Regions from separate parts of the Homo sapiens genome. Here region 1 is linked to region 2. Evidence: chromatin contacts called from ENCODE Hi-C or POLR2A ChIA-PET data. All regions are on one chromosome and are shown on one strand. Each heading gives the region's core, a stretch centred on a gene start or an enhancer-like site at or near the end of the contact. The rest is flanking DNA. Distances are from core to core; before and after follow the strand shown. Region 1 has its middle 74 kb from the start of EDN1. Region 2 has its middle 24 kb from the start of EDN1.

The links. Hi-C counts contacts between places; a loop is a spot of excess contacts on that map. ChIA-PET counts read pairs that join two places held with the same protein, here RNA polymerase II (POLR2A). Pooled maps may share reads with other maps.
Region 1: a map of Calu3 shows a loop between it and region 2 (10-fold over the local background). The contact joins two enhancer-like sites. A Hi-C loop is called at or near these places in 3 of 168 maps with a recorded cell type or tissue (Calu3, MCF 10A and mammary epithelial cell), 1 of 37 single-sample maps with no recorded cell type and 3 of 50 pooled maps. POLR2A ChIA-PET finds 5 or more read pairs at or near these places in 9 of 52 experiments (A549, BJ, GM12878 and 6 more).

Annotation. Positions count from the first base shown.
Region 1 is chr6:12,362,783-12,365,763 of GRCh38, reverse strand. No RefSeq gene overlaps it. Among named protein-coding and RNA genes, the nearest start is that of EDN1, 74 kb to the right of the region's middle. RefSeq lists a silencer at 1-41 and an enhancer at 1,829-2,148. Within about 2 kb of position 1,708, at least 10 of the 41 ENCODE cell types and tissues checked have a DNase peak (open chromatin) inside an H3K27ac peak, as active enhancers do.
Region 2 is chr6:12,312,982-12,315,681 of GRCh38, reverse strand. No RefSeq gene overlaps it. Among named protein-coding and RNA genes, the nearest start is that of EDN1, 24 kb to the right of the region's middle. Within about 2 kb of position 1,346, at least 9 of the 41 ENCODE cell types and tissues checked have a DNase peak (open chromatin) inside an H3K27ac peak, as active enhancers do.

The DNA of each region.
Region 1 (2,981 bases), core at 459-2,958, 50 kb before region 2:
GTCATTTATAGTTTTCTAACAACAGTAGTCAGAGATGAAATTGGCTTCATCCCCAGGCCTTTAACTTATCTATTGTTCCCACTGGACCAGCAGCTCGCTTTTAAAATACCTTCTTGGTTTATCTTTAACCCAGAAGCATGGTGTTTTCCTGGTCTTTGGCTGGATCCCTGCTTCCTCAGCCTAAACAGAAGTCTACCCTGTGAGAGTCCCCTGCTGCGGGCACTTTTCCTGCTTGCTGCTAAAGGAATTCCAGAGAAACAAAAGCAAGGAGGCCGCTCACCCCTTCCAGCCCCCACCCAGAAGGCATTTTTGCTTTGAGATTCCACCTACAGGCTCCACTGGTGAAGTTTCCCCGGAGCAGAGTGCCTCCATTCCGTTCCTACTTAACAGTCATGGTGAGGTTAGAAGGTTAAGGGAGCCTGCCCTGCAGAGAAATTTGCAAAGATTAACTAATGCAGACAACAAGTGTCCGGAAGAGCAGAGAAATGTGAGGTCTACTTTATGGGGAAAGCTACCCAAGGCAGACAGGAGGAAGTTTCAAGCACAATTGGACAGTATCTCAGAATTGTGTGGATGTGTGTGTAATAAGAAGTATACATAAAAATCTACATAATATATATTTTATATATAGTATGGGTTTTTACATACTGTATATAACTGTATATATACACACACATAACAGTGTGTGTGTGTCTGCATATGTGTGTGACTATATATGTCTGTATATATGTTACGTGTATGTATATGTGTGTGTATATACACTGTTACATACACACACACACACACACACACTGTTGTGGGCTAAACTGTGTCCCTCTAAAATTCATATATTGAAGTTCTAATGCTCAGTACCTCAGAATGTGACTGTATTTGGAGAAAGAATCTGTAAAGAGGTAATTAAGGTAAAATGAGGCCATATGTGTGGGTCCAAATCCACAACAATTGATCTCCTTATAAGAACAAGAGATGTAAGACACAGACACACACAGAGGGAAGACCCTGTGAGGACACAGGAGAAGACGGCATCTACAAGCCAAGGAGAGAGGCCCCAGGAAAAACCAAACCTGCCAACACCTTGATCTTGAACTTCCAGCCTCCAGAACTATAAGATAAATTTCTGTTATATAGGACACCCAGTCTGGTATTTTGTTATGGCAGGCCTAGCAGACTCTCTCTCTCTTTCTCTCTTTCTCTCTCTCTCTTTCTCTCTCTCTCTGTCTCTCTCTCACACACACACACACACAGACACACACACACACACACACACACACAGGTTGGCCACTAAGTCTGAAAACACAGACAAACATATTTTAAAATATTTATTGTTTTCCTACTACAAAGAATGATAAAATGATATTATCTAAGAGTCAAGATTTTATGGCCCGCTCTATAGGCATAAACGTCTCGGCCTTCTCCCTGCACAGGGGGAAGGGAGGGTAAAGTAAATATCGAGTCAACGATAAGGCTGAGAAGGAGCCTAAGAAGTCTACTGCACAGTGCTTGGCCAGATTTGGGGGTGAATGTTCCGTTTCCCCAAGAATAGCTTCCTTAGAGTTCTTTTTCCTCAGATGCCATTAGGCTCTCTTCAACCTTGTCCCATGGCATGGCCACACTCGGCCCCCACTTGGCCTTTCACCAGGCACCCTCCATGCGGCTTTGGACGTCTCCGTGCTCTGTGAATGCCCTTCCCAGACATTCTCCAGCAAGGCCTCAGCTGAGGGGGAGGCAGGGCAGGGCTATGCCTGTCTTGAGTTGGTTAATGATTACCAAGAATCTGGAAATCCTTCTACCATGGTTATGCACAGAAACTGAAATGTCAAATTAAAAACAGAACCCCTGAGATAAGAAGAAAGTGGGACTGAGAAGCAAGAGCCCAGCTTGACCAGTGAGGCTCTGGAAAATCTGTGGTTTTGGGGGACAAGAAAAAGTTCCTGTTTTTTGCGGCAGTAGTGATTATAAAAATAGCAGTGTCATCATTTTGTTCAATGAGGAAGTCCAAAAATAAATATATGGGGTGAGCTAATGAAGGACTTTCCATGACATCTCAGGTCACAGAAAGGAAAGAAAGGGGAACTTCTATATTTAAAGGTCCTATTATAACAGGAGCTATGTTTCTTTCCTATTTTTTTTTTTTTTTTTTTTTTTTTGAGATGGAGTTTCACTCTTGTTGCCCAGGCTGGAGTGCAATGGTGTGATCTCCATTCACTGCAACCTCTACCTCCTGGGTTCAAGCAATTCTCCTGCCTCAGCCTCCAGAGTAGCTGGGATTACAGGCATGTGCCACCACGCCCCGCTAATTTTGTATTTTTAGTAGCAACAGGGTTTCACCATGTTGGTCAGGTTGGTCTCGAACTCTTAACCTTAGGTGATCTGCCTATCTCGGCCTCCCAACGTGTTGGGATTATAGGCGTGAGCCATGGCTCCTGGCCTGTTTCTATAGCTTATCTCATGTAATTTTGACCATAATCATATAAAGTAGACTTTATTATTCTTATTTTGTACAGGAAGAGCTGAGAAGTTAGGTAATACAGACATTGTTGGTTGAATGACCCAGCAGACCTTCCCATCCTTTTCTGTCTGCTGCCTTTCTCGATGGAAGTTGGAGATGGTACATATTCTCCTTTTCTGCCTTCTTTGCAGCTGTAGATGGCCTGACTACATGACAAAGTTCTAGCTAATGACATATATATGTATGCAGAATAATCCCAAATTTACATCTACGGCCTGGACTTCTAGTCTATATCAGAACTTAAGTATCCAACTGCCTACTCAACATCCCTATTTGGGTAGCTACTAAGAATCTCAGCCTAACATATCCACTTCTGTTCTCCTGTACTTCCTGGCTATAGCTGCCTCTGTTCGTTCTTGTCATGCAAGTAAAGAGCAACTCATTGCTCCAGGTGCACAGAACTGCAAACTCAGCCACCCTTGCCCCTCTTTCTCTCACACTCTGTATCAAGAGTATCCAATCTTTTGGCTTC
Region 2 (2,700 bases), core at 97-2,596:
CAGATATTTATGCAAGAGAAATGGAAAAAAAGAACATAAAAAAGACTTTTACAAGAGTGCTCACAGCACTCTTAGTAACAGCTCCAAATAGAAACAATTCCATTGTACTCATACAGGAGAATTGATAAATGTATTGTCATATATTTGTACAATGGAATATTACTCAGCAATAAAGTAGAACAAACTGCTGACAAAGGCAATAACATGAACAAATCTCAAAAACATTATGTTGAGCAAAATTAGCAAGACCTAAAAGAATATATACTGAGGTGCTACATTTTATAGAAGCAAAGCTAACTTATGGTGAAAGAAATCAGAACAGTGACTTCTCCTAGGCTCTAGTGGGGCTGGGGGTAGGGCAGGAGTGAGTGTGTGTGAGGGAACTGACTGGAAAAGGAAATGAGGGGTTTTCTGGGTGAAGGAGGTGTTTTCTATCTTGGTTTGGATGGGTATATATAATTGTAAAATCCATCAAATGGGATCACTGTCTAGGCATTTTATTGTATATAAATTATACCTCATTAAGATGATTAAAAATTTTAAAGAGACCCATAACTTATAAAACATCTTTAAAAACCCGAGGCAAAATCTCTGAAAACATTTACTGGAAGGGAACAAAATAAAAACATCCTGAAACTAATGGGCTGCAACACCTTTGCAATCTGACAAAAGGATGACTCTTCACATCTACCTCCTCCGTACTTCAGTACAAGCCTTTTTGGTGTTGCAACATTGTCCAAGTTAGGAGAAATGCTATGTTCCTCTGGCCCTGGGTCAGAGAGCGATGGGATTGACCAAAAGGAAGGACCAGTGGAATTGACCAAAGGAAAGCAAATGCTTAGCTTGGTCTTGATGTAAAGGGTCAACCAACACACACGTACTGCCAATTGACGCTCATTGACATGGTCAGTGTCAGACTTCTGGTGGAGAGAAAAATGCTACTTCTGTCCGTGCATTCCAAGAGTCAAATTCGCCAAGCTGCAGAAGGCAGTCAGCAACAACAAGGAATTGCTTGCACACAGGCCAGTCATTCCTGATGCTCTTTCTTTTCCTGGATATTTCTGTTGGTGGGCACGAGCAAGCAAAGGGAGCTTAGAGTGAAACCCAAGCATTAGTGAGAAATTAGAGTTGACAGATGAGTGTGGGAGGGTGGGGAAGGAGGGAGTGAGGACGGCATCTCCTTCCCCATGTCAAGCATATTTCTCACCCGTTACAATGCTCCTTGTTCTCTGATGTGTCCTTTCCCATAGAGGAAGTTATTTGTGAGAGAGGAGGAGAGGAGCTAGCTCATGGGAAAAAAATGTCTCTCGGGCTGTGAGCAGTGAATTGGCTTGTGCCCAAGTAATGTCCTCAAGGTGTGCCATGAGAGATGAAGTCACTTGGCTCATTTTACCAGCTTCAGGATGGCATTAAGACCTGACAAAGCCAGGCAACACGTACAAGGAAACTAACCTGAGGCAGGACCGTGGCACTGAAGGAGTCTCCCTGGATGCAGCAAAGGTGGAGACCTTGTCCAAGAAAAATGCTGGACGGGCCTTTACCCCAAAGAGGAAAGCTGGGTCATGGAACAAGGAAATGAATTACATCAAGTGAAAATGCACATCTGATGCCCAGTCCAGACCAAGGCATGTACGCTTCCAGAGGCACGCTAGCATGCTGGCACCCCTTCAAACTATTATTCTTTGCATATTTTGTTTGTTCAGCGTGTATCTAGTTAAAAAAAAAGAGAGAGAGAGAAGAAGAAGAAGAAATAAAAAAATGAAAGGGAAAAAATGCTTTTTGAGAGGAGGAAGGGGTAAGCTTTTTTGAAACATAACACATACGGGAAAGAGCATATATCTTGATGTGCAGCTTGGAGCATTCCTCCAAAGTGAACACGCCTATGTTCTCAGCACCCAGACCAAGAAACAGAAGACAGAAGTCCCCCAGGCTCTCCTCTGCCCACTACCACCCCACCCCCTAAAGGGAGCTGCTCTCTTGACTTCTAACATTGAAACTGTTTTTTTAATTCGTGAAGTTGTAAAGCTTTTTATGTTCACACTAAATCGCTAAATTTATCATTTTAATTTATTTGGAGCTCTTTCATTTCGTGGCTTATGTTGTTGCCCATAGCCAGAGGACAATTTGCACTCACATTCCTAAGTAGAGGTCAGTGACACGTATATATTGCAAGGCGGTGTTCCCTAGGTAGAGCACTTCATCTCGTCTTTTTTTATTTCAGCACGTCTGTTCCTGCTGACTTCGAATGATTGTCAAGTGGCTGGACTCAGATGTTAGCCGTCTGTCATTGCTGCTAATAACATATTCATGTACAAAAACAACAGAGGTAGGTTGATGCTGGGGAGGAGTGTTTTTTTTTTTTTTATACTGGAAGACATCATCTACTTTGGTCAAAGTAAAACAATTTTTATTTCCAGTAATGAAAGGAGTTGCATGTGGAAACCTGAGTTACCAGGCACCGTTTTTCTGATTTATTATAAGGATGTGTTAGCACCATTTCTTAGAAACTGATATTCCAGAGAGATGCCCAGTCTTTTATCAGATATATGTATTGCAAATATTTTCTTCAGTCTGTGACTTGACAAACCTCTTAGTACCTTCTGGCCTGAAAGTCTCTAAGACTCTCAGTTCAGGCTTGTAGATGACTTTAAAGCCAAGTATGGGAGAGATTCCAATCATTCTCCTTGCAATATGGGGTTG